Regions from separate parts of the Homo sapiens genome. Here region 1 is linked to region 2. The links are chromatin loops, found by intact Hi-C in ENCODE. Cell type or tissue: heart left ventricle. All regions are shown on one strand. Links, peaks and the distances in the headings refer to the core of each region. The heading gives the core; the rest is flanking DNA.

Evidence for each region. Hi-C counts contacts between places; a loop is a spot of excess contacts. Peaks named below come from ENCODE experiments on the same cell type or tissue, not always from the same donor. Only the 100,000 strongest peaks of a DNase experiment are listed, where the experiment ranks them.
Region 1: a loop joins it to region 2, with 2.2 times the contacts of the local background. A loop is called at or near these places in 2 of 110 quality-filtered maps.

What each region holds. Positions count from the first base shown.
Region 1 is chr5:37,021,019-37,034,004 of GRCh38, forward strand. It overlaps NIPBL (NIPBL cohesin loading factor), which reads left to right. Exons shown (of 47, transcript NM_133433.4): 28 at 1,033-1,131; 29 at 1,226-1,372; 30 at 3,567-3,701; 31 at 5,211-5,309; 32 at 6,341-6,394. Among named protein-coding and RNA genes, the nearest start is that of NIPBL, 150 kb to the left of the region's middle. In heart left ventricle, for the core only: no CTCF peak of the experiment used is centred there; no DNase peak of the experiment used is centred there.
Region 2 is chr5:37,203,268-37,219,541 of GRCh38, forward strand. It overlaps CPLANE1 (ciliogenesis and planar polarity effector complex subunit 1), which reads right to left. Exons shown (of 53, transcript NM_001384732.1): 16 at 10,292-10,465; 17 at 2,930-3,158; 18 at 2,048-2,187. It also overlaps the pseudogene OFD1P17. Among named protein-coding and RNA genes, the nearest start is that of CPLANE1-AS1, 38 kb to the right of the region's middle. RefSeq lists an enhancer at 5,812-5,971. In heart left ventricle, for the core only: no CTCF peak of the experiment used is centred there; a DNase peak (open chromatin) is centred at 5,784; H3K4me3 peaks cover 867 bases.

The DNA of each region.
Region 1 (12,986 bases), core at 125-8,124, 180 kb before region 2:
CCGGGTGTAGTGGCTCACGCCTGTAATCCCAACACTTTGGGAAGCCAAGGCAAGTGGATCACCTGAGGTCAAGAGTTCGAGACCAACCTGACCAACATGGTGAAACCCCGTCTCTACTAAAAATACAAAAATTAGCGGGGCGTGGTGGCACATGCCTGTAATCCCAGCTACTCGGGAGGCTGAGGCCGGAGAATTGCTTGAACCTGGGAGGTGGAAGTTGCAGTGAGCCGAGATCGTGCCATTGCACTCCAGCCTGGGCAACAAGAGGGAAACTCCATCTCAAACAAAAAAAGAAAGTCCTTGTTCTACATCCCTTTTACATATTCTTGTTTTACAAATATATATTTGTATGAATGCACACACATACAGTATCAGTAGAGTAAGTGACATTATAAAAACATCCAACTAAATCCCAGCACTTTGGGAAGCCAAGGCGGGCAGATTACGAGGTCAGGAGATCAAGACCGTCCTGGCTAACACAGTGAAACCCCATCTCTACTAAAAATACAAAAAATTAGCTGCCATGGTGGCATGTGCCTGTAGTCCCAGCTACTCAGGAGGCTGAGGCAGGAGAATCGCTTGAACCCGGGAGATGGAGGTTGCAGGGAGCCGAGATTGCGCCACTGCACTCCAGCCTGGGCGACAGAGCGAGACTCCATCCCAAAAAATAAAGTAATAAAATACAAAACATTCAACTACCAAATTATGATTTGAATGATACTAAATATCTTTGATTCAAGTTACACATAGCAAGGTTTTAATGGGGCTACAGGTTCTGCAAATGAAGCAAAACAATTAAAAAACAGGTTTAATTGGATAAACGAAAGGCTCCAAAGTATGGACTATACACTTAACACCTGTACTGATTTTTAAGTTAAACTTTGAATCATTAGGAAAGATCCTTTACTCATTTATATACAGATTAAAGAGAGGTAAATAATAGATTTGTTTTCTTTTGCATGTTTTCATGCTATTTTTAATTAAATTTTATGTATTCTAAAATTTACAAAAATGTCAATGTTTGCTTGGCAGATCCTACGAGTTCTTGGTGAAAATGCAATTGCTGTTCGAACAAAAGCCATGAAGTGTTTGTCTGAGGTTGTTGCTGTAGACCCCAGTATTCTAGCAAGGGTAAAGAGCAAAAATGATTCTTTCTTTTCTACTCGAATTGGAATATTCACTCTATTTAGGTATAAATTGTTTTTTTCTCTTCATTTTTCTTTAGCTTGATATGCAACGAGGTGTTCATGGACGATTGATGGATAATTCGACTAGTGTCCGAGAAGCAGCAGTAGAATTACTAGGTCGATTTGTCCTTTGTCGACCTCAGCTTGCTGAACAGTATTATGATATGCTGATTGAAAGAATATTGGTATGTTTGTCATTTTTATAATGATTCGTGAATATAATTTTGCCTTTCAAGCATCATGTTTTGTTTTAAAGTGTTAAGTTAGAAAAATAAATGTACCAATTATATATTTATATTGTCAAATTTATGAACTATTGCCACTTTCTAAACAAGTACATATTTTCAAGAATAGCCCTTGCAATATCATAAAACAAATCATTGGTAATAATTGGATTCCTTTTTTCAGTTGCTGTTTCTTTTTAATTATACCAGTTTACAATGAGTAGATGATAGGAACCACATGGGGTAGTTAAATGTTTTTGAACAAGAATCTAGAGTGATTTTATGTATATATTTATGTATGTATATATATAAACAGGAAGAATTATTTCAGTGAGAGACACGTACAGAACGTTGGTACCTGACAATATTTTTGGATCCCTTAGGTGCATCTTCTTGTTTCCTTAAAGCTGATTAATGATAGCTCAGATACCTACAAGTTAAGCCCAAAAGTCCATTGAGGTTTAAGAGCAAACTAAAGAGGTTCTACATACATCATGGAATTCTCTGGCTCTGAAGCATTTTTCTGAAAAATGAAAGGAAACATTGGCATTAGGAAATATCTGTGGAATCTCCACACTACCCATTGCAGGCATATTGACTTATTGTAGAACTCAACATAGATGCACTAGTGCACAAAATTAAGTATTACCTCAATGACAAGAGTTTATTTTGTCACCCTTGGCCTAATATCAGAACATTGTGTGACAGAAGTATAGAGTCATTTTTAGCTTCAACTAGGCATAAATCTTGGTTGAGAAACAAATAATTTAAAGAAAAGCTGGAAAAATTTTTTTCCTTCTTAGGGCTTCCATCTTTTGAAGGGTAAAATCAACAGGATTCCCACGTATCTGATAAACTCTGATATTTGTAACCCTAGTAAAATATCCTAAAATATTTTGGGGATTGCTAAAATCACATAATGGAGATTAATAATTTTGCACACTTCATGTATGATGCTTTTTATTTTTAAAACTCTTTAATATGAAAGTTTGTTAAAGAAAAATAGTACAGTGAACACCCTTGTACCTACCTCCATACTTCATCTGTACTTTCTGCTAAATTATTTTAAGTCAAACATTTTTTACTTCTTTTCTTGTGAACACTTCAGTTTGTAACACCAAAAAAAGATACTGTGCTATATAAACAAAACCATTATCTCACCCAAATTAGCACTCTAGTATCATCTGAATACTAGTTCTTAGATCCTCCATTGTCCTAAAAATGTTTTTTCATTCTTCTTTTTTAAGAATCAGAATTCAGTCAAAGGTAATACATTGCATTTGGGGGTCATGTCTTAAAATTGAAGACTATTTTCTTATTCTTTTTTTTTTTTTTTTTTTTTTTTTACATCCCATATGACATTGACGGATTAAAAAGGCCTGATCGGTTTTGTTATCTTCCCACACTTCGTTTAATTTAACTTGTGTTTTGTATCTCTTATAAACCATAAGATAGGCCAGGCGCAGTGCCTCATGCCTGTAATTGCAGCACTTTGGGAGGCTGAGGCGGGTGAATCACCCAAGGTCAGGAGTTCAAGACCAGCCTGACAACATGGTGAAACACTGTTTCTACTAAAAATACAAAAATTAGCCAGGCGTGGTGGTATGCACCTGTAATCCCAGCTACTCGGGAGGCTGAGACAGGAGAATCGCTTGAGCCTGGGAGGCAGAGGTTGCAGTGAGCTGAGATCGCACCATTGTTACCCCAGCCTGGGCGAGAAGAGCAAAACTCCATCCCAAAAAAAAAAAAGAAGTAACCATAAGATAGTGCCAAAGGTTTGATTAGATTCAGGTTAAACATTTTTATGAAGTCTACTTTTAAGTGATACTTCATGTGCTGTTTAAGTGCCAGACACTATTCTAAAGCTTATGTTTGTTTTCTCATTTAATTTTGACAAGCGTATACTTCTAGTCTTGTGTCCAGGGCTTAACTATAAAATATGTTTCTATGTCTTAGATATCATACTTTAAAAGTAAAGACAACATAAAAAAATAACACATTTATAGTAGCAGAAAGCATGTAAAAAGCAAATATGTCAAGTGTGTTTATCATGTTAACAAATAGTGAATATACTGCGTATGGATACTTATTTTCTAATTTCATACACTAGGCATCTCAATTTTTCTGACTCTTAAAAATACCTTTCTGTTTTTAGGATACTGGTATCAGTGTCAGGAAAAGAGTAATAAAGATTCTCAGAGACATTTGTATTGAACAACCAACATTTCCAAAAATCACAGAAATGTGTGTAAAAATGATTCGCAGAGTCAATGATGAAGAGGGCATTAAGGTAGTGTTGACTGTTTTAAATTTATTTTTCATTAATGTTTAAAATAAGTTAAATGTTTATTGCACCTAAATGTTGATTTTAAATATATCCAAACACTTTACAATGAATCGTTTATAGTTTATAAACTTAAGAAAAATACATACTTTAATTTTTTTTGTTTCTAGATTTTTATATTAAGTATTATAATCTGATTTTAACCAACCAATTCCTCAGTGGTAATATTTATTTAAGACTGGCCATAGTAGCTCATGCCTATAATCCCAGCACTTTGGGAGGCCAAGGCAGGAGAATGGCTTGAGGCCAGGAGTTGGAGATCAGCCTGGGCAACATAGTAAGAATCCTATTTCTATAAAAAATAAAATGATGAAAATAATTTTTAAAAATTTCACCAAACATAGTAGAGCATGCCTATAGTTCCAGCTACTCTAGAGATTGACACAGGAAGATTACTTGAGCCCAGGAATTCAAGGCTGCAGTGAGCTGTAATCTTGCCACTGCACTCCTGCCTGGGCAAGGGTGAGACTCCATCTCAAAAAATGTGCATGTGTGTGTTGATTGATTTATTGATTGTTATTATAAGAGATTGCATTATATTCAAAGGTTTCTCATGGGATTATTTTAATTTTCAAATGATTTTAGTTTTCTAAATTATTAAATAAATACTTTGTTTCATTATGTTAAGTGAAATAAGCCAGACACAGAAAATAGCACATATTTTCACTCATGCGTGGAAGCTTAAAAAAAATTTATCTCATAGAGATAGAGAATAGAAAGATGGTTAGCAGAGGGAGGGAAGGGTTGTGAGGGGTTGAATAAAGAGGGGTTGGTTCACAGTTATCAAAAATACACCCAGAAGGAATAAAATTTAGTGTTCAGTAGCACAATAGGGTGACTATAGTTAACAATAACTTATTGTACATTTAAAAATAACTAGAAGAATGGAAATAGGATGTTCCTAACACAAAGAAATGGTAAGTGCTTGAGGCGATGGATACCCCAGTTACCCTGATTTGATCATTATACATTGTATGCTTGTATCAAAAGTTCAACTATACTTCATAAATGTGTACAGCTATTATGTATCCATAAAAAAAAAATTTTAAGTTTAGTCCTAAATTCATTAGTAAATTTACATTTATATATAATAATATGTATAATTGTCCCTTTTTTTTAAGTTTAGCAAACACTGTAACAACTTCTTCTCCAAAAGCAGTAAATATATTTTTTAGTTTGATCATAAACATTTGAGTGTATAGTATGAAGAAGTTCTAGGCTAGGGATAGTATCACCCATTCGTATTGTTTAAAATCTTTACCAAATTGAAAATTTTTATAGTTTTGAGAAATTAGTAGTTTTAGAAAAAACTGAGGAAATTAATACCAGAAATTCCTGGCAGTTTGTGTTTTGATTAGTTATTTATAGCTTTGTGTTGGGCCTAATGAGAATTTGGAATTGTGAAATTGCCGTATTTGTTATAATTAGTTAATTTGAAATTTCTCTTCCTTCTAGAAATTAGTAAATGAAACATTCCAGAAACTCTGGTTTACTCCAACTCCACACAATGACAAAGAAGCAATGACAAGGAAAATTTTAAACATTACCGATGTGGTAAGAAGGACTGGAACAAGGGTGTGGTCACTGTTGATCCAGACCTAATTGAGGCCTACATGTCTTATGAAGGAAGAGACAATAATGAGATATTTCATTAATCTTGACATTTCGTACTGCTGCCTTTACTTTATATTTCTGGAGATGCTGAAGGGATGCAAGTAACATGTCGTTGATGCTTCCATATAGCCCTACTTCTTGGCATTAATTGATGTAAACACTGATACTGAGATTTTCCTATTCCTCCAGCAATTAAAAACAGGGAGGGAAAGGAGAAATGGAAGAACAGATACAATCGCCCAAGGGTAATAATCTGCAAAGATAGTAATGCCTACTTTTTTCAGAAATTATGAATATGGATTAGCTACATTTTTTATTATGCATAAGCTATACATTTTGTGTTTTTAATATAAGAAATTTTTGCCAGTCACAGCGCATATGCCTATAATCCCAGCTGCTCAGGAGTCTGAGACGGGGGATCAAGAGATCTTTGAACCAGGAGTTCAAAGCTGCAGTATACTGTAATCATGCCTGTGAATAGGCACTACACTCCAGCCTGGGCAATATAATAGCAAGATCCCTTCTCAAAAAAAAAAAAAGAAAAGAAAGAAAAATTCTGTATATTCAATTACATCATCTTCTACATTTCTATTGATGTCTTTAAAATGTGCCATCTAGAAGCGTAATAAGAAAAATATTTTTGTTCTTAATGTTTAAGATATTACAGATTTTCCTCACAGAGTGTAGTTCAAGTTATTGTGCCATTTTAAACTTATGCCACTTTAAACATTTAGTGCCATATTAAACCTCAATACATTAAACTAATTTCTTCAATGTTTTCCAAGATATTTTTTAGAATAAAGTTCTGTAACGTTGGTAAATGGTTGTGTTACTGAAAAAATAGTTTACTTTAAAAATAAACTTTTGAATTGAGAAAATTGAAACATGTTTCAGGCTAAAGCATAACAAAAGTATATTTTATTCACATTTATAAATATACTTCTAACTTTGATTCTTTTCATCACCCTTAGGTTGCAGCATGCAGAGATACTGGATATGACTGGTTTGAGCAACTGCTTCAAAACGTGAGTGTTCTTTTGACTCCTGATAACCTAAAATTTAATAGGTTAGTTTTTTGTTGTTGGTGTTTTTTTTTTTTTGGACTGTATGATTTAAAAGAACCTTTTTAGTTCTTTTGGTAGGGAAAATTTATTTCAATATGTTAGGCTGGATGATTTTGTTAATTTCTATAATTAATTCAGTTGCCTGGTTGTGGTTTTTTTTTTTTTTTTTTTTTTTTTGAGGTGGAGTCTCGCTCTCTCACTCTGTCGCCCAGGCTGGAGTGCAGTGGCACAATCTTGGTTCACTTCAACCTCTGCCTCCTGGGTTCAAGCAATTCTCCTGCCTCAGCCTCCAGAGTAGCTAGGATTACAGGTGTCCACCACCACACTCGGCTAATTTTTGTATTTTTGGTAGAGACGGGGTTTTACTATGTTGGCCAGGCTGGTCTCAAACTCCTGACCTCAGGTGACCTGCGTGCCTCGGCCTCCCAAAGTGCTGGGATTATAGGCATGAGCCACTGCGCCTGGCCTTCAGTTGTCTATTGTACAAGTAAGTTTTCTGAATCATTAACTAAAATTCTATCTTACTTTCTTTCCAGATAATTTTTTTTCTTTAATCTCTGTGATTAATAGATACAAGATTTATAAATGGATCAATATATTGCATTAAAAATATAATTACATGATTTAGTATGTTATGCATAGAATTTCCTTTAGTAGTACAGAGTCAAACCACAACTAGTGGGTTTTTTTTAAGTTTCATAAATAGAAATGTTTATCTCCCTATGAATTGTTAAATTTTTTATTTTAGAAAATTTCACACAGGCAGAAATATCCATCACCCAGCTTCAAAAATTATCAGCATTTTCCCAGTCTTGTTATAGCTATCCTTCCCCTATCTGGTTTTCTCCTTTTCTTTCTTTCTTCTTTTGTTTTCCATAATACTTTTTTTTTTTTTTTTTTTTTGAGATAGAGTCTCACTCTGTTGCCCAAACTGGAGTGCAGTGGCGCCATCTTGGCCGGCTCACTGCAACCTCCGCCTCCTGGGTTCAAGGGTTTCTCCTACCTCAGCCTCCCAAGTAGCTGGGGTTACAGGCACTTGCCACCACACCCAGCTAATTTTTGTATTTTTAGTAGAGATGAAGTTTCGCCATGTTGGCCAGGCTGGTCTCAAACTCCTGACCTCAGGTGATCTGCCCACCTCGGCCTCCCAAAGTGCTGAGATACAGGTGTGGGCCACCATGCCCAGCCTGTAATACTTTTAAAACAAAGGCCAAACTTTATATTATCTCATTCATAAATACTTTAGCATCTATCTATCTGTAGCAGATGACTTTTTTAAAAAATTATCATTTATACCAAAATAATAATGCATTATTCCATAACTAATACCTATTCAGTGTTCATATTTTCCTGTCTCAAAAATGTATTTTTATAGTTGGTTTGCAGTTGCTTTGGTTGATATACTCTTAAGTCTCTTATGTTAGTTTGCCCCTTACCTCCCTTTTCTCATGCGACTTGTATGTTTTTCTGTAGAATCTCCCACATTCTGGATTTAATAGTCCACTTTTTTTCTGGTGTCATTTAAGTTGTTCCTCTATCCACCAGTTTTCAAGTAAACTCTTAGTGAAATCTAGAGGCTTAATATGATTAAAGTTCAATTTTTAATCTAGGAGACAAATACCTCATAGGTGGTGTTGAATATTATTGCATCACAGCAGGAAGCACATATCTAGTTGTCTCATTTTCAGTGATTGATCTTTGATGAATTTAAGTGATGATATACAGTCATGTAACGTCCAACACAATGAACATACAGGATTTCACCCTAAAATGCCTTTTTGCAGTTGATCCTCTCTTCCTGGCCCTAGAAAACTATTGATCTACTTTTTCTCACTGTAGTTGTACCTTTTCATGTACATTGTTCCTATCAATGGAGTCATACAGTATGTAATCTTGTGTTTGACTTTTTAAACTTAGAATGTTGATTCATTCTTGTTGCTAATATATTAATATATCTTTTTATTACTGAGTAGTTTCAGTAGTGTGGATATATCATAATTTCTTTATCATTCACCATTTTGTGGACTTTGGGGTTCTTTCCAGTTTGGGGTGTTATGAATAATGCTTCTGTGAATATTGGTGTGTAAGGTTTTGTGTAGATGTATGTTTTCATTTATCTTGGGTAAACTCCCAGGAATGTGATTACAGGGTCATATGGTGAGTGAGAAACTGCCAAAATGTTTTTCCAAAATTGCTAAACCATTTTTCATTTCCACCATCAGTGTATGAAAGTTCCGGTTGCTCCACATCCTCACCAGTTCTCATTATTGTCACTTTTTTTAAAACTTTAGCCATTTTGGTGTGGTGGTAAAAGTAGTACATTACTTTCTTAAGATGTCTTTTTTAAAAAACCTTCATGGTGTTTTCAATGTGTAATCTTAGACTGTCTTCTTAAATCATCTTTCATTTCATATTTTTACATGATATATTTGGCATCATTTCTTTCCTAAATCAAATAGTTAGCTCTATATCATAGAACCTTATGACCACCTTAGTTAAGTTTATGTCAGCCATCCCAAAAGGTACATCATGATTTCTAAAAGGCTCTAAATCATATATTTCATTTGATAGTTATTATAAATGATCAAGTAAGAATTCAATGTAATTATCAGAAATGTCACTATTTAGGATTACTAAAAAGAATCTACAATAATGTCATCTTGTATTAGCAAATTAGAAGCAGAAGGGACATGACCAGATTTATACTCTCTTAACAATGATAGTTTTACTTGTACATTCTTTGTATCTTTATTCTCTAGTCCCATTTATTTAGTTAGTAAGTTAGTTTATCCATCCTATTCATGCTCTCTATTCTATGCTTTCCTACTTTAGTTTCTGCCAGCAACTTAGTTTACCAATGATATTGTGACTTTGTGATATATTTCCTTATACTAGCAGAGTTTGGTTTAGTGAAAGAAAGCAAACTCATATATATATATATGACAGAGACATAACTACTCTGAGCAATTATAACATATATGCATAAATGTTAAGAAAAGCTAGGAAGGATATAAAGAATGGACTGCTGGAGTTATTACAAATTCTTGAGTCCAGAATAATTAACATGCTTACTGTTTTTACATGAGCACATATGCATGCATTGCATTCAGTCCAATTTCAGATATTTCTAATTTTTATTTTTGGATTGGGTTTTTGGGGTTTGTTGTTGTTGTTTGTTTTTTGTAGATCATTGACTCTCCCCATTTATTGAATTTTTTTTTAGGGAAACTTGAAGTACTACTAAAATAGCTTCAAATTCCCACATGTACTAAACTCTGTTCATTGTCTAAATAATTATGTTAGTATATCTTTTTTTTTTTGGAGACAGGGTCTCGCTGTGTCATGCAGGCTGGAGTGCAGTGGCACCATCATGGCCCACTGTGGCCTCAACCTCCCTGGCTCAAGCAGTCCTCTTTCCTCAGCCTCCCAAGTAGCTGGAACCACAGGCATGCACCACCATGTTTAGCCTTTTTTTTTTTTTTTTTTTTTTTTGAGACAGGATGTCACTATATTACTCAAGCTTTTAGTATATCTTTTGTTTTTGTTTTTGAGGCGGAGTTTCACTCTTGTCGCCCAGGGTGGAGTGCAGTGGCACGATCTCCGCTCACTGCAACCTCCGCCTCCTGGGTTCAAGTGATTCTCTTGCCTCAGCCTCCCGAGTAGCTGGAATTACAGGCACCCACCACCACGCCTGGCTAATTTTTTTATATCTTTAGTAGAGACGGGGTTTCACCATGTTGGCCAGGCTGGTCTTGAACTCCAGACCTCAGGTGATCTGCCCACCTTGGCCTCCCAAAGTGCTGGGATTATAGGCGCAAGCCACCGTGCCTGGCCAGTATGTCATTTTTAAATGTATGGTGCTATCATTCCTTTATAACCTTTAACAATTCATAGTTTTTTGGCATTTTTCAGTAGGATGTGGAAGATTAACTTCTGTCCTGAAGGTCCTCACATTTTTTTTATTTCTAAAATGTACTCCAGTTAGTTTAAACCACTACCATAAATTGAGTAGCCCTTTATGACAGTCTTCTTCAAAAAACACATTGATAGCCATGTGATGGGTACACAAAAATTAAATAGATTTTACAGTGCCATTCATTTTAATTACTTAAGATCTAAGACTGACCATTTTCTAGTTTGTAAGGAAAATACAGGCAATGAAAAACAGTTAAGAGTAACCTGTTTCATCTCTTCCTGTCCTTTGTAATCCAGAGCAAGATCTTTCCGAGTTTACAATAAAATATTTTATCTCTATCAACCAGTGAATGGATAAATAAACTATGACAATCCCATGCAATTTAATAGTACTCCACATCAAAAAGGAACAGGGTATTAATACATACAGCAACATAGATAAATAATGAAAACATTGTGCAGAGTAAAAGAAGCCTTACGTAGAAGAGTACATATTATAATTCCATTTATACAAAATTCTAGGAGAGGTAAAACTAATCTATACTGGAAAAAATCAGAAGAGTGGCTGCAGGGAGCTGGGGATTGACTGGGAAAGGACATGAGGGAACTTTCAGGGATGATAGTTATGGTCCCTATCAGTGGTTCTAAAGGTTACCAGCATTACCTGGAGTTTTATTAGAAATGCAAATTCTTAGGCCCTACTCCAGACTTAATTCATCAGTAACTCTGAGGGTAGAGCCCATCATTCTGTATTTTAACAGTCTCTCTCCAGATGATTCAGATATAAGTTGACGATTGAGAACAACTGTTCTGTATATTGGTGTAGGGACTTGAGTTACAGTGGTGAATGCATTTGACAAAACTGAGCAAATGTACACTAAAAATTTGTGCATTTTATTGCATGTACATTTTATCTCAAGGAAAAAACGGGGAGTATACTGAAGTCTCCAGTTTACCTTGAAATGCATTGAAAGTAAAATGGATATAGGTGTGTGTGTATGCATATGCATACATGTATACGTGTGTGTGTGTGTGTGTGTGTGTGTGTGTGTGTGTGTGTGTGTGTGTGTGTAGTGTGTGTGTTCATCCCAGCAGAAAAAATCTTAAAGGTAGGATCCAGGAGCCAGGCTCAGTAGCTTGCACCCAGAATCCCAGCCTCTTAGAAGGTTGAGGCAGGAGGATCATTTGAAGCCTGGAGTTTTAGACCAACCTGGACAATGTACTGAGACCCCATCTCTGAAAAACATAAATAAATAAAATTAACTGGGCATTGTGGCCTGTGCCTGTAAATTCAGCTACGTGGGAGGCAGAGGCAGGAGGATCACTTGAGCCCAGGAGTTTTAGGCTGCAGTGAACTATGATTGTGCCACTGCCCTTTCTTCTGGGGAACAGAGTGAGACTCTATCTCACTCACCAAAAATGTTTTTAATGGTAGAATCTAGATGATGGTCGTTAGAGAGTGTTCATGATAAAACTTTTTTCAACTCTTTTGTTTGGCTGAAATTTTTCGTAATATTAAGATGGTGTAAAAAATATACCTGTATCACTGAGAATGTTGGTACCTTTAAAAGATATTTTTTAAGTGAGCAAGCTAAATTATACTTTAAAAAAATTTTATGCACCTTGATTACTTCTTATTTATATTATAAGTGCATGGCTAATATATGTGTGTAGGTTAACATTAAAGTAGAAGAAATCATTTCAGAGTGGGCAAGAAAAACTTTTGATAAAATTCAATATCCTTGAATGATTACTTATAATAAACAAGGATACAATGTAAATTCCTTAATCTGACAGATAAAACTACAAAACCTAAAATGAAAATAATGCAAAATGGGAAACTGTGAGCTTTCTTCAAATCATGAATAAAAAAATTTAAATATATCAAAGTGATTGTAAAATGTATATGGAAAAGCAGAGAAAAGGTAAAAATAACTAATTTCTGAAAAAAGCTGAAGCACTGACTTGCCTTACAAAATATTGGGACTTATTTTCAAAGATACATTACATAATTAAGAGCAGTAATAAGTAGATTAGTACGAAATAGAACAATGGAACAGGATAGAGATCCCAGAAAACAGGCTTACACATATAGAATATGCTTGCTATAAAACAGAAGTGGCACTGCAGATGATGGAGAAAAGATAGACTGTTTAGTAAATGGGGTTGGGATATTTGACTGTCCATAAGAATTAAAAAAAAAAGATTCCTACTTCAGCTCAAAAATCAACTCCATATAGATTAAAGGAGAACTTTAAAACTTTTAGAAAATATAGGAGAAAAAAATTTTTAATTACATATGTGTGTGTATATGTACATACACACACACACACACACACATATATATATATATATATATATATATTTTTTTTTTTTTTTTTTTTAATGGCTTGGTCTTGCTGTGTTGCCCAGGCTGGACTCAAACTCCTAGGCTCAAGTGATCCTCCTACCTCAGCCTCTTGAGTAGCTGGGACTACAAGCATGCACCACCATGCCCAGCCTGAATATATTTTTGATCTCTGAGTAGGAAAGGATGCCTTAAACAAGTCACAAAAACCATTAACCTTAAAAGATTGAAGAAAGTGAAAATACAAGTCACAAAATGGGAAAAGATATTTGGCACATATATAACCAACAA
Region 2 (16,274 bases), core at 1,572-9,571:
AAATGGAATCATACGGTATGTAGTCTTCGTTCCTGACTTCTTTCAGGACTTCTTACCATGACGGTTCTGTGATTCATCTATGTTGTCACAAGTTATCAGCAATTTGTTCCTCTTCACTATTTGTTATTCCATTTTAAAGATATATTTGAATTTGCTTATCCATTCACCAGTTGACGGACATTTGAGGTGTTTCCAAATTTTGGCTATTATGAAAAAGTTGCTATAAACATTCATGTATGGATATTTGTTTTGTTTCATTTTTTGAGACAAGGATCTCACTCTGTCACCCAGGCTGGAGTGCAGTGGCACAATCATGGCTCACTGCAGACTTGACCTCCTAGGCTCAAGGGATTCTCCCACTTTAGTTAGCTTCCCAAGCAGCTGGGACTACAGGCATATACCATCATGCCTGGATAATTTTTGTATTTTCTGTAGAGACAGGGTTTTGTCATATTGCCCAAGCTGGTCTCGAACTCCTGGGCTCAAGTGATCTGCTGGCCTTAGCCTCCCAAAGCATTGAGATTACAGGCATGAGCCACTGCGCCTGGCTTCATGTACACATTTTTGTGTACATGAATATTTGAATGGGCCTGTTTCTATTTCTCTTTAATGGAATGGAATTCATTCAAGAGCAGCTAAAGAGAAAAAAATGGAACCCTTTGAATTTTTATTTGCTTGTTGTTTCTGACCTCTGGCAATTCCCCTTACTTTATTTAAAGCTTGGCCTTTAAGTGGATATTTTTTGTATTTTATCTAGAAACACATTTTATCTATGTATTTATCGTGGAAGAGTTTTCAGATCATTTAAAACAACATATTGCCAAAACTCAAAGTTCAGACTGGGGATATTTTAGTCCCTTCTTTAAAATCCAACTTTCACACAGTAACATCTTTTCATTGATTAAAGCAAAAGAACTGCACAGAAAATTATCAAAGAAAAGTTTATAGTCAGATTTCCAAGCATTATAGGTTCTCTCAAAACAGAAATGTTATAAGTTTTAGGAATCTAGAGTTAGAAGTCTCACTCTTTACTGGAGCAAAGCACCAATAAAAACAGAAGGGCCTCACAGTTGCCCTGGTTTTACATTAAATATACGACATTAAATGACTGATTTCATTACTTTTTATCTAAATTTCTCCAACTGTAAAACAGATAAATTTTATAGGATTCCTGTGTGAATCCATGTAATACATGTAATATTCTATCATTTTTAATTTTTTAATACCATTTTGAACTTTTCAAATAAAAAAGATCTATAATTTATGCACTAGGTGAGAGTTGAAATAAATCACTCCTAAGTACCCTTCCAGGCTTGAGATTCTACAGCTCCAAAAGAAAATGATACAAATGAAGCGAAATATAATTAGTGTAAAGGTATGTATGAAGGCTACTCTCAACATAGTCTCTGGGGTGGCCTTGCTCTGCAGGAGGAGTCAGAGAGCTGTAACACTGCGGCATCAAGAAAGCTACTTTAATATTTAAAAAAAAAAAAAAAGGCATGTATGGAAAATCAGAAAATCATTCAGTTATCAACCCTTGTATTGTAAGCTGGCATCAATTTTGGGTGTTCCCATGGTTAAGTATAAATATCATACTTTCATTTTTCAGCCGGGCGCAGTGGCTCATGCCTGTAATCCCAACACTTTGGGAGGCCAAAGCAGGCGGATCACCTGAGGTCAGGAGTTTGAGACCAGCCTGGCCAACAAGGTGAAACCCTGTCTCTACAAACACTACAAAAATTAGCCGGACGTGGTGGCCCACGCCTGTAATCCCAGCTACTCGGGAAGCTGAAGCAGGAGAATTGCTTGAACCCGGCAGGTAGAGTTTGCAGTGAGCTAAGATCACGCCACTGCACTCCAGCCTGGGTGGCAGAGTAACACTCCATCTCAAAAAATAATAAAATAAAATAAAAATAAATATCATACTTTCATTTTTGATAAGTTTATTTCAAAGTGTTAATACATTTGTAGACATGTATAAACTTTTTAAGGTATTATAAGGTTTATATTAATCTGACACGAATCAGACTATACATACATAACACACCTGTAAACTGTTTATATTTTGAGCCCATTTCATTTTTTGCTTCCAAAGAGGCTGGTTGACCTAAAACACACTGCAGTTTTTCCTGAAAAATCTGTGCTGGAGTCATACGGAGTGGTAGATTCAGACTCTTTTTCTTGGACCTGAAATGACATCAAATTAAGGGAAATGAATCCAAATTTTGAAAAAAAAGGAAAGGTTTCACATATCAAGGACTAAACATGAAAGTTTAAGAAACAATGGAATTTACTTTTTTATCTATCGTACATGTAAAAAAGATATATTCAAGGAAATATTGTATTAAGACCCTCCACGATTATGATCCTAATATACTCCCCCCATTCTTATTTCTAATTGCTACCCTAAACACGGGCTTTACTAACACATAAGTGTGCTAAATAAATGGTTTTTGTTTGTTTTGAGACAGGGTCTCACTCTGTTGCCCAGGCTGACGTGTAATGACATGATCACGGCTCACTGCAGCCTTGACCTCCCGCGCTCAAGTGATCTTCCCACCTCAGCCTCCCAAGTAGTTGGGACCACAGGCACGATCATCGCCCCTGGCTATTAATAAATGTTTTAACACAAATAAGTAAGCCACTGAGCTGTTCAATACAGTAACCACTAACTATATGTGGCTATTTTAATTTAAATTAACTAAAGTTAAATTGAAAATTTAATTCCTTGGTCTCACTGGCTGCATTTCAATAGTTACTTGTGGTGAGTGGCTACCATACTGGACAACACATTTCTATCACTAAAGAACGTTCCATTGAACAATGCTGAACTAAGGATTCCACATAAAATGTAAATACCAGCAATAAGAGAAATATAAAATACATAGTTCAATCATACTATATCTTAAAATTGCCTAAAAATCCATACCTCATGAAATTGCTATCACGTTTACAGAACAGCTGGAAAGCCACACCAATTGAAACAGACGTCTTCCAGTCTCCAAGTTTATATGCCAACCACACAGCCTCTGGAACCAGGCCACCAATAAATAGTAATTCAAGTGCATATTCAACTGTCCACACATTAGAGAGATTCTGATCTCTAACAACACTGGCCACCTTAGAGTGTTGCAGAGGAATAAGTCGAAAGGACTGCTCTGTGAGTAAATTTTTAAAAATGGATTATTACAATCACATCCAAACTCATGCTTCTTTACATGGGCATATTTATCTCTTCAATCAGTATTATCTACAAAAAACCACCAGGAAGATACATACAAAATGGGCTAAAGTAATACTCAACATGCCCTAGAACACTTTTAACACTGAAGAATGTGCCTCATTCGTGGGTCATGAAACAAATGCCAGCATTATTTTAAAAATGAAACAAAAGAGAAAAAAAACAAAACAGAATAGAAAGTATCAGACACAAAATAAAGGTAAATACTGTTTAATGAAACTTTTGTGTCAGGTAATATGTAAACACATACAAAAAACATTTATATCTACTATACTACTGGTTCACAAAGTACAATTTATTACCGTGACATGGGTCACAATGTGCAATTTATTACTGTGGGATGCTCAGAAATACATGTTTATTTCTCATACTAGATTATGAAATGTAGAAGGCAGAGACTACATTTTATCTGACTTTGTGTTACCCACAGTGTTATGCAATAAAAGACTAAGTTGAGGTAACAATGAAGCATATTAAGTGTCAATATTAGTGTTGATTACAAAGCAGAAAAGTGTGATGTTCAGTAATTCTGACTAAATAATAAGATTGCCATCTGGCCTGTGATTTAATACAAAAGGATAATATCGTTCCCCCTGGCCTTCTGTCCCTTTCCCTAATTGAAGTAACTTGATAAAGCAACTTAAAAATAGGATAAAAGAAATGTTATTAAAAAATACATGTTGATGGGATTTTTACTCATTCTCTCAAAATAAAAGTCATAAACAGCATTCATGAGCTTCTCTGTTCCTCGAAATGGTGAGTTTCTCACATGACCTATACAGGCTATGCCTACTGCAAGAACTAACATTTTAGCTCTCTGACAAACACATCAGGAAAAACAAAAAGTTTTCAACCACTTGGATGTCTGATTTTGCATAAGCAAAGGAGCCAGGAGACTGGCTAAATTTTTCCTATTTTTATTCACTACGAGCAAGGTAATATACCATTAAAATAACTTGAATAATTAAATTTTCTGAAAATTTTACTACTTTCACACAGTAAAAAAGTTCACGACCTTTTAAAATATCACACCAAATAAGCAACTCAAATCCCTAGAAACATTCTGATTAGAAAAATTAACATGAAATGTATATGCATCCTGAAACATTCACAGAACATAGGAGTTTGAACACATAGTTCAAAATCCATGGTTCTACGACTGATTATATTTGCTGACCACTTGTTGCCATCTTTATTAAATTTCTGATAGTATTTTAACTTGTACTACTCTAACTTAGGTGTGCCTTGTACATACATATGTATCTGTTCATGTCTACTCTTGCTTAAAGCCCTCCAACAGCTTCCCATGATACTTAAAATTCAGATTTCTTAACATGGCTTACATCATCTGGCCCCTTTACTGAATGCAACTCATATCACTCTCCACTTCCTTCTCTAGTTTTTTTTTGTTTGCTTTGGTTTTTTTGTTGTTGTTGTTTTTGTTTTGTTTTGTTTTGTTTTGTTTGAGACAGTCTTGCTCTGTCATCCAAGCTGGAGTGTAATCACGTGATCTCACTGCAACCTCTGTCATCTGGGCTCAAGCAATCCTCCTGCCTCAGCCTCCCAAGTGACTGGGAATCTCAGGTACATGTCACCATGGCGGGCTAATTTTTGTATTTTTTGTAGAGACAGGGTTTCATAATGTTGCCCAGGCTGATCTCAAACTCCTGAACTCAAGCAATCGGCCTGGCTTCCCAAAGTGCTGGGATTACAGGCATAGGCCAACATGCCCAGCCCTCCTCCTCTAGTTTACAGCCACACAGATCTTTCCGTTTCTCAAACACATCAAACTTGTTCTTGCCCTGGGGCTTTTACACAAACTCAGGTTAGAATGCCCTGTGCCTTGATGTATCCAACTCTTTTTTGTTATTAAGAGTTCGGCTTAGAGGCCGGGAGCGGTGGCTCACGCCTGTAATCCCAGCACTTTGGGAGGCCGAGGTGAGCGGATCAGGAGGTCAGGAGATCGAGACCATCCTGGCTAACACGGTGAAACCCCGTCTCCACTAAAAATACAAAAAATTAGCCCAGCGAGGTGGTGGGCGCCTGTAGTCCCAGCTACTCAGGAGGCTGAGGCAGGAGAATGGCACGAGCCCAGGAGGCGGAGCTTGCAGTGAGCCGAGACTGCGCCACTGCACTCCAGCCTGGGCGATAGAGCAAGACTCTGTCTCCCCCCCCCCCCAAAAAAAAAAAAGAGTTCAGCTTAACTTTCACCTCCTCAGAGAGCTACTCCTGAAATTCCAATCTCAAATTGCCACTCAGTCACGCTGTATTGCTCTATTTTAATTCTCTCCATAACAGTTATAACCATTTGATATATCTTGTTTATATATTTAAATTTCTGTCTCAACATATTAGACGTAAACCCCGTAAAAGAACAAGTACTTTATCACTTTGTTCATTGCAGTTAGGATAAATCTGTTTCACAGATGAAAAAAAAAAAGAAAAGAAAAAAAGAAAACATGCGCATGCGCCGTAGCTCTCCAGAACGGGAAGGCTGTACTGAGCCGGTCTCGGGAGACGAAGGATGGGATGTGAGGCGGTCCTGCCTTGCCGCCTTCTGTCCCTAGTCTCCGGGTCCCCGCCCTCCAGCCGCCTTTGATTCGTGACTGGGTCACGGTCCTCACTCATTCCTCAGAACCGCGAAGAAAGGAAGCTAGCGTGTTTGTTAGAAAACCTAGTTGGGAGTGCAAGGCAGAGAGCGTTCAGCACCCTTGTTCCTCCCGACCCCTCAGGACAGAAGCAGGGCTCTGGAGGGCAGGGATTCCCCCTCGTCTTGGCCCTACAGCCCCAGCTGGGCACTAAACTCGGGCCACGGCGGGGCGAGCGAGGCGGGCTCCGGAGGAAGCTGACGGCTGATGATGGCTCAGTCCAACATGCTCCCCGTGGCTGATGTGTTGAGTCAAAATGAACTGCGCAAAAAGCTATACCAGACATTTAAGGATCGGGGTATACTGGAAACACTCAAGATACAACTTCGAAACCAGCTAATTCATGAGTTAATGCACCCTGTATTGAGTGGAGAACTGCAACCTCAGTCCATTTCAGTGCAAGGGAGCTCCCTCTTAATAAGTGCCTCTAACTCTTTAGTGGCAGATCACTTACAAAGATGTGGCTGTGAATATTCACTTTCTGTTTTCTTTCTAGAAAGTGGTTTGGCAAAAGAAAAGGTATTTACTATGCAGGATCTATTACAACTCATTAAAATCAACCCTACTTCCAGTCTGTACAAATCACTGGTTTCAGGAGCTGATAAAGAAAACCAAAAAGGTTTTCTTATGCATTTTTTAAAAGGATTGGCAGAATATCATCAAGCTAAAGAAAGTTGTAATATGGAAACTCAGACAAGTTCGACATTTAGCAGAGATTCTCTGGCTGAGAAGCTTCAGCTTATTGATGATCAGTTTGCAGATGCTTACCCTCAGCGTATCAAGTTTGAGTCTTTAGAAATAAAGCTAAATGAATATAAGAGAGAAATAGAAGAGCAACTTCGGGAAGAAATATGTCAAAAGTTGAAGTTTTTTAAAGATACCGAAATAGGAAAAATTAAAATGGAAGCAAAAAAAAAGTATGAGAAGGAATTAGCCGTGTTCCAGAATGATTTTGAGAAAGCTTGTCAAGCAAAATCTGAAGCCCTTGTTATTCGGGAAAAGAGCACCCTTGAGAGAATTCAAAAGCACCAAGAGATTGAAACAAAAGAGATTTATGCTCAAAGGCAACTTTTACTAAAAGATATGGATTTGCTAAGAGGAAGAGAAGCAGAGCTGAAGCAAAGAGTTGAAGCTTTTGAACTGAACCAGAAGCTCCAGGAAGAAAAACATAAAAGTATGACTGAGGCACTTAGGAGACGGGAGCAGAATATAAAGAGTTTTGAGAAGACCTATGACCAAAAACTCAAGAATGAACTCCTAAAGTATCAACTTGAACTAAAGGACGACTACATCATTAGAACTAATCGACTGATTGAAGATGAAAGGAAGAATAAAGAAAAAGCTGTTCATTTGCAAGAGGAGCTCATAGCTTTTAATTCAAAAAAGGAGGAACTCAATCAATCTATAAATCGCATGAAAGAACTTGAGCTTGAATTAGAGTCTGTCAAAGCCCAGTCTTTGGCAATAACAAAACAAAACCATATGCTGAATGAAAAGGTTAAAGTGATGAGTGACTATTCACTACTAAAAGAAGAGAGACTGGAGCTTCTGGCACAAAATAAATTACTTAAACAACAACTGGAAGAGAGTAGAAATGAAAACTTGCGTCTCCTAAACCGCCTAGCTCAGCTGGCTCCTGAACTTGCGGTCTTTCAGAAAGAACTAAGGAGAGCAGAAAAGGCTACAGTGGTTGAGCATGAGGAGTTCGAAAGCCGCAAACAAGCTCTGCACAAACAACTGCAAGATGAAATTGAGCATACTACACAGTTGAAGGCCCAGATACTAGGTTACAAAGTTTCCATAAAGAGGTTAACTATTCAGGTTGCCGATTTAAAATCGCAATTGAAGCAAACTCAGACAGCCCTAGAGAATGAAGTGTACTGCAATCCAAAGCAGTCTGTGATCCATCATTCTGCCAATGGATTAATAAATGGCAACATGGTGCTTCACAATGGTGAGATAAGTGGGGATTTCTTGAACAATCCTTTTAAACAGGAAAAAGTTCTAGCAGGTACGGTTGCATCAAGGATCACAAATTATCCAAATGCAGGGATGGAGGGTAGTTCCCCTGATTCTGACCTTGAGTTTGTCGCCAATACTAATGCAAGGGTCAAACAGCTTCAGCAAGAGGCGGAACGCTTGGAAAAGGCTTTCAGAAGTTACCATCGGAGAGACATTAAAAACTCTGCCAAAGGCCCACTACCAGCAAAGAGCCCACCATCTCTGCACTTGCTGGAAGCCTTCAAAAACATTACTTCCAGTTCCCCGGAAAGACGTATTTTTGCAGAGGACAGAGTTGTCTCTGAGCAGCCTCAAGTGGGCACACTTAAAGAAGAAAGGAATGACATCTTGGAAGCCCTGACAGGCAGTGCAGCCTCAAGGCTATGCGGGGGCACTTCCTCCAGACGCCTCTCCTCCACACCCCTTCCAAAAGCAAAAAGAAGCCTTGAAAGTGAAATATATCTGGAAGGTCTGGGCAGATCACACATTGCTTCCCCCAGTCCTTATCCTGACAGAATGCCCCCGCCATCACCCGCTGAGTCTAGGCACAACCTCTCCATCCCTCCCTTCTCCAGCCCTCCGGAGCAGAAAGCGGGTCTTTACTGGAGACAAAATGAACTTCAAGACAAAAGTGAATTTTCAGATGCGGACAAGCTAGCTTTTAAGGATAACGAGGAATTTGAATCATCTTTTGAATATGCACGGAATGTGCCAAGGCAGTTTGAAATGGATGGGCCCTCTCCTGCCGGGGATATGCTTCATATGGGCGCAGCTGTAGCTGCTGTGCCCCTCTCATATCAGCACCCAAGTGTAGATCAGAAACAAATTGAAGAACAAAAGGAAGAAGAAAAAATATGGGAACAGCAAGTGAAAGAACGAAAGCAGAGAGAAGAAAGAAGGCAGAGTAACCTACAAGAAATTTTAGAAAGGGAAAGAAGAGAACTAGAAAAACTGTATCAGGAAAGGAGGATGACTGAAGAATCACTGAAGATTGAAATGGAAAATGAATTAGAAATGAGTAATCAAGAAATGAAAGACAAATCTGCTCACAGTGAAAATCCTTTAGAGAAATACATGAAAATCATCCAGCAAGACCAGGAGTCGGCAGATAAGAGCTCAAAAAAGATGGTCCAGGAAGGCTCCCTAGTGGACACACTGCAATGTAGTGACAAAGTCGAAAGTTTAACACGCTTTTCTCATGAAGAACCAGATGACTCTTGGTAACCATGTTTGCTGCCCAGCTTCTAACTTACATACCATGAGAAATTACATAACATTTACTCCTTTGTAAATGTTTCTCTATCAACAGATAAAACTCTGAATAAAAATGTGTAATCCAAAAAAAAAAAAAAGAAAGAAACTACAAATGTTTTCGTATTATCAATTTCATGTGGTGCAAGCTAGTATATGTGCAGCACTAAGAATACTGTGTGGCAAATAGTAGGCACTTAATAAAAATTAGAATGAATGAATATCATAGAAATTTGTGTACCTGTTTATACTGAGAGCAGGGCAGTTATCTAGCACAGGATTAGATGCATTTTGACCATACTAATGAAAGTATTAAATTTAAAAAGTAAATGGTCCAAATAAAATAATAAAAGTAAATCATCCAAATAACATTAAATACTGAATTAGCAGGCTCAATATTTATTAAATCTCTACATTTTGACATAAATGAAGGTGGCAGCTCTTTCACTTTAAAAATTGAAACTTCAGCTGGGCACACCTATAGTCCCTGCTACTTGGGAGGCTGAGGTGGTTAAGATCATTTGGCCGGGCACGTGGCGCACGCCTATAATCCCAGCAGGGAGGCCAAGGCAGGTGGATCACCTGAGGTCAGGAGTTCGAGACCAGCCTGACTAACGTGGTGAAACCCTGTCTCTACTAAATACAAAAAATTAGCCAGGTGTGGTGGCATATGCCGATAATCCCAGCTACTTGGGAGGTTGAGGCAGGAAAATTGCTTGAACCCAGGAGGTGGAGGTTGCAGTTAGCCAAGATCACACCATTGCACTCCACCCTGGGCAACAAGAGCGAAACTCAGTCTCAAAAAAAAGAAAAGATTGTTTGAGGCCAGGAGTTCAAAAACAGTCTGAGCAATATAGCAAAATTCCATCTCTAAAAAGAAATAATTAATAAATTAAAATTTAAAACTAAAAACTTTATAAAGATCAACTTGTCCCAATTTTGTGATTTTAAAAAGCCATGTTCAGTAAAAACGAATCTAAGCCATTACTTTTCTCAGATTCTATTCATTCATAGTCATAAATCACCTCCTATGTTTCAGATACTATGCTAGAACAGTATCATTGAGTAATGGCCTCTGTATAATATGTTTTAAATATTATATTATGTGCAATGCAAAAAAAGTTTAAAAAGGATTTGTTTACTACATTACCTGTTTTAATATGAAGTGGGGGAAGAACATTCACATGATGAGGGGGCAAAATGCAAAGCTGCTGATTGGTGAAATAGGCAGCCATGAAACGAGCCATGGACTGGACGACTCTCACTGCTGCCTCAGGATGAACACCGCCCACCATTCCACACTCAAAATGAGACTTTGCAGCACCTAAGGAATACAGCAATGACCTAAGAAGATTGTGATCAACTACCAAAAGTAATAATATTTAAGTTCCCAACATTATACAAAAAGAAAATTGCAATACCTTTTTTTCTGAGATAAGCACCCATGGCCAATACAAGCTGAATTATAATAGGTACCGTACTTCTTAAAGACAATAAAACCAGAAACAATTACAATTGACCCTTGAACTTCACGGGTTTGAACTGCATAAATCCACTTATATATACAGATTTTTTTTCCATAAATGTACTAGAAAATGTTTTGGAGATTTGTGACAATTTGAAAAAATTTGTAGGCATACCACATAACCTAGAAATATCAATAAAAAAAGAAAAAGGTATGTCATCAATATAAAAAATATATGTAAATAATTATTTTATCATTTAGTACCATAAAATACATATAAACTATAAAAAGTTAAAATTTATCAAAATTGGCTGGGTACAGTGGCTTACACCTATAATCCCAGCACTTTGGAAGGCCAAGGTGGGCTGATCTCTTGAGCTCAGGAGTTTGAGACCAGCCTGGGCAACATGGTGAAATCCCACCTCTACAGAAAAATACAATAAAAAGAAACATTAGCTGGGCATGGTTGTGCGCACCTATAGTCCCAGCTATTCAGGGTGCTGAGGTAGGAGGATCGCTTGAGTCTAGGAGGCGGAGGCTGCAGTAAGCTGAGATTGTGCCAGTGCACTCCAGCCTGGGCAACAGAGCTAGATAGACCCTGACTCAAAAAAAAATTATCAAAATTTACACAAACACTTACAGGCCATATATGGCACTGTTCACAGTCAAGAGAAATGTAAACACACATAAAGATAAAGTATTAAATAACTGCATAAAATTCATTGTAGTTCCTACTGTACTACTGTATTAATTTTGCAGCTACTTCCTGTTGCTATTTTGAGGAGTTCAAGTGTTGCAAGTATTTGCTTAAAATACTGTGTGATGCTAATCATCTCTGCATGAGCAGTTCATCTCTCTAGTAAAGTGCACATGGCAATAAAAAGCAACCTCACAATTCTTGTGTAGTTCTCATCACGTTTAGTGCAGTACCATAAACCTTGAATAACACCATAAGACCTACAGGAAGTGCCACCAGAGATCCTGGAAGTGTTCTGAATAAGCAGAAAAAAATCATGACATTACAAGTAAAAGTTGAATTACTTGAGACATACCATGGATTGAGGTCTGCAGCTATGGTTGTCTACCATTTCAGACAATTAATCTTGGAAACAGATAACATAAACTTGTGGTATCAATAAATACAGTACAATACTGGAAATGTATTTTCCCTTATGATTTTTTTTTCTCTTTTTGAGACAGAGTTTCACTTTTATTGCCCAGGCTGGAGTGCAATGGTGCGATCTCAGCTCACCACAAACCTCGCCTTCTGGGTTCAAGTGATTCTCCTGCCTCAGCCTCCTGAGTAGCTGGGATTATAGGCACGTGCCACCACGCCCGGCTAATTTTGTATTTTTAGTAGAGACCAGTTTTCTCCATGTTGGTCAGACTGGTCTCGAACTCTTGACCTCAGGTGATCTGCCCGCCTCGGCCTCCCAAAGTGCTGGGATTACAGACATGAGCCACTGTACCTGGCCTCTTAGGATTTTCTTAATACAACTTTCCTTTCTCTGGCTTACTTTATTCTAAGAATACAGTATATAATATATACAACATATAAAATATATGTTAATCAACTATTTATGTTACCAGTAAGGCTTCTAGTCAACAGTAGGCTATTAATGGTTAAGTTTTTCGGGAGTCAAGTTATACACGAATTTTTGACAGCATGAGGGTGTTGGTGCTCCTAACCCCTGTGATGTTCAATGGTCAACTGTAGTTAGTAATTATGTGCACATACACCTAAGAACTGTTCACAACTTTAAGTTTTATTTTTTAAATGGAGGTATCTATACAAAATGACCCAGGCACGACAGCCTTGCAAGCTTAGAATTTCATTATTTATTTCCCGTTTTTCCTTCTCTTTCCTTTTTTTTTTTTTTTTTTTTTTTTGAAGATAAACGGGGCAGGGCTTACTACAAAAATAATCTAAAAAGCACTGATATAAGATTTTTTTCTTTTTTTCTTTTTTGTTTTTTGAGAAAGAATCCTGCTCTGTCACCCAAGCTAGAGTGCAGTGGCACATTCTCAGCTCACTGCAACCTCTGCCTCCAAGGTTTAGGCCATCTTCCCGCCTCAGTCTCCTGAGTAGCTGGGACTATAGGCACACGCCACCTTGACCGGCTAATTTTTTTTGTATTTTTTTGGTCAAGATGGGGTTTCGCCATGTTGGACAGGCTGGTCTTGAACTCCTGAGCTCAAGTAATCGGTCCGCCTCAGCCTCCCAAAATGCTGGGATTACAGGTGTGAGCCACCATGACCACCCAAGATTCTTAATGCTTTTGTCTGTACCATTAGATCTGAGAATCTTAATATACTCCCATTAGTAATAGTAGCTCACTAGTATAAGATTTTGGGGGGCAGGCAGTAGCAAAAAGAACGTGTGGGGTGGGCCAGGCACAGAGGCTCATGCCTGTAATCCCCACACTTTGGGAGGCCCAGGATGGAGGATCACTTGAGTCCGTCCAGGAGTTTGATACCAGCCTGGGCAACATGGAGAAACCCCATCACTGCAAAAAAATACAAAAATTAGCCAGGTGTGGTGGCATGTGCCTATAGTCCCAGCTACTCAGGAGGCTGAGGCAGGAGGATCACTTGAGCCTGGGAGGTTGAAGCTGCAGTGAGCTGTGATCACGCCACTGCACTCCAGCCTAGGTGACAGAGTGAGGCCCTATCTCAAACACACGCACACAAATGTGTGGAGTGAAGGGAGATGGCTAGATAGCAGGTGGACAGAAGAATCACATCAAAATTTCTGGCATAACTCCAAAGTGCACTAGCAGGATTAGAGGACATGCGTCATTCCCACTTGAGAATCTCAATAATAATATAAGCTGGCATTCACAAATTTGAAAATAAATTAGCTTAAAACTACTAAATACTGTATAGATAAATACTAGGATAACATTAGTTGGTATGAAGTGTATGGCTCCAACAATAGAAAGGTATCTTTCTTTTCCAGAAGTGATCTGACACATATTCATGGGAAATTACATTTTATATGTGTATGGATTTCTATCTTGTTCACTGTATGTCCCAGCACCTAGCACTTCTCCTCTCATATAGTAGGCCCTCAAAGGAATATTGTTAATAAAGAAAATAATGTTAATTAATGTTACCTGGTTTCTTTTTTTAAACAAAAGGAATTGAGAAAATTTTATTAGCCTTCAAGCAGTAGTCTTCATTTAGTCACTGTAATATTTGGGGGGAAAAACCACACTATTTCTTCACATTCGAGTTAGAGATACCTGGGTAAAAATTTTTTTCTCCTGGGTAAAACTTATGGAGGAATTATACAAAGGTAAGATTTTCAGTAATCTTAATCATTCAAACCTTATGCAAAACTCAGGAATCAGCCTCTTAAATAGGGAGTGACCTGATGATAAAAGTTATTGTCACAGAATAAAGCTGTATCAATTTAGAAGTTAAAAAAATTTTCAAAGTGTAAATCTCGACCGGGTGCAGTGGCTCATGCCTGTAATCCCAGCACTTTGGGAGGCCAAGGCAGGTGGATCACCTGAGGTCAGGAGTTAGAGACCAGCCTGGCCAATATGGTGAAACCCCGTCTCTACTAAAAATACAAAAAATTAGCTGGGCATGGTGGTGCACGCTTGTAATCCCAGCTACTAGTGAGGCTGAGGCAGGAGAATCACTTTAACCCAGGAGGCCGAAGTTGCAGTGAGCCGAGACTGCGCCATTGCACTCCAGCCTGGGCGACAGAGCGAGACACCATCTCAAATAAATAAATAAATAAATAAATAAATAAATAAAAATAAAGTGTAATTCTGTATAGGGTGCAGTGCTAATGTTAATAACAGAAACCCGGCTGGGCGAAGTGGCTCATGCCTGTAATCCTAGCACTTTGGGAGGCCGAGGGGGGAGGATCACCTGAGGTCAGGAGTTCGATACCAGCCTGGCCAACATGGTGAAACTCTGTCTCTACTAAAAATAGAAAAAAAATTAGCCAGGTGTGGTGGCAGGAGCCTGTAATCCCAGCTACTCAGGAGGCTGAGGCAGGAGAATTGCTTGAACCCGGGAGGCAGAGGTTGCAATGAGCCGAGATCGTGCCTCTGCATTCCAGCCTGGTGACAAGAGCGAGACTCCATCTCAAAAAAATAAAAATAAAAATAAAAATAATAGAAACCCTATTTAATAAAAATTAAATAACTATAGACAATTATTTAATAAGGTAGGTGTGCAGAAAGGAACTACCATAGCATGCATGACTGCTTGAAATGCTTGCTTGTAAGGTGGTCCTTGGCTGGTATCTGGGAACTTGGATTTTGGGAGGATTTCCACCACCCTAACTGATAAGAAGAGCTCACTGAACCTAAACTGTATAAACAATGTGGTTTACGCTGAACATCTGTTTTCCCTCTGAGAGTGTAGAATTTTGGTTTGTACTAAGGCAGAAGGGGTTTATGTGACCAGCCCCCCAATTAAAAACCCTGAGCACTGAGGTTCTAATGAACTTCCCTGGTAGACTATATCTCACATGTTGTCACAACTTGTCACTGAGGAAACTAGGGACATCCTGTGTGACTCTACTGGGAGAGGATTCATAGAAGCTTATTCCTGGTTTTCTCCAAACTTCATACCATGCACCTTTTCCCTTTGCTGATTTTGCTGTTTTCTTTCACTGTAATAAATCATAGCTATGAGTACAACTATATGTTAAATCTTCTGAGTTTTCCTAGTGAACCATCAAATCTAGGGGGTAATTTTGGGGTCCCCAACCCAGTAAGTATATGCTTAATATATTTTAAGCAATCATCATTAAAAATTAAGACAAATGAGCTGGGCGCGGTGGCTCACGCTTGTAATCCCAGCACTTTGAGAGGCTGAGGTGAGTGGATCACCTGAGGTCGGGAGTTCAAGAACAGCCTGGCCAATGTGGTGAAACCCCGTCTCTACTAAAAATACAAAAATTAGCTAGGCATGGTGGCAGGCGCCTGTAATCCCAGCTACTCGGGAGGCTGAGGCAGGAAAACTGCTTGAAACTGGGAGGCGAAGGTTGCAGTGAGCTGAGATAGTGCCATTGCACACTAGCCTGTGCCACAAGAGCGAAACTCCATCTCAAAAAAAAAAAAAAATTAAAACAAATGAATTACTACAGGTTCAACTTATCATGAAAGTTAAATCACGTAAGGACAATATTGCAAAAATAAACAAATAAATAAAGACTATCCTGTCATTTAAAAAGTCATATACAGAAGTCTTTCACCCTGGGTACAGTGGCTCACACCTATAACCCCAGCATTTTGAGAGGCTGAGGTGTGAAGATCACTTGAACCCAGGAGTTTGAGATCAGCCTGCGCAATATACCAAGACTCATCTCTACAAATAATAAAATAATTTTTAAAAATTAGCCACGCATGGCTGGGCACAGTGGCTCACGCCTGTAATCCCAGCACTTTGAGAGGCCAAGGTGTGTGGATCACGAGGTCAGGAGTTTGAGACCAGCCTGACCAACATGGTGAAACCCCATCTCTACTAAAAATACAAAAGTCAGCCAGGCATGGTGGCGCATGCCTGTAATCCCAGCTACTCAGGAGGCTGAGGCAGGAGAATCGCTTGAACCCAGGAGGCAAAGGTTGCAGTAAGCCAAGATCACGCCACTACACTCCAGCCTGGGTGACAGAGCAAGACTCCATCTCAAAAAAAAAGAAAA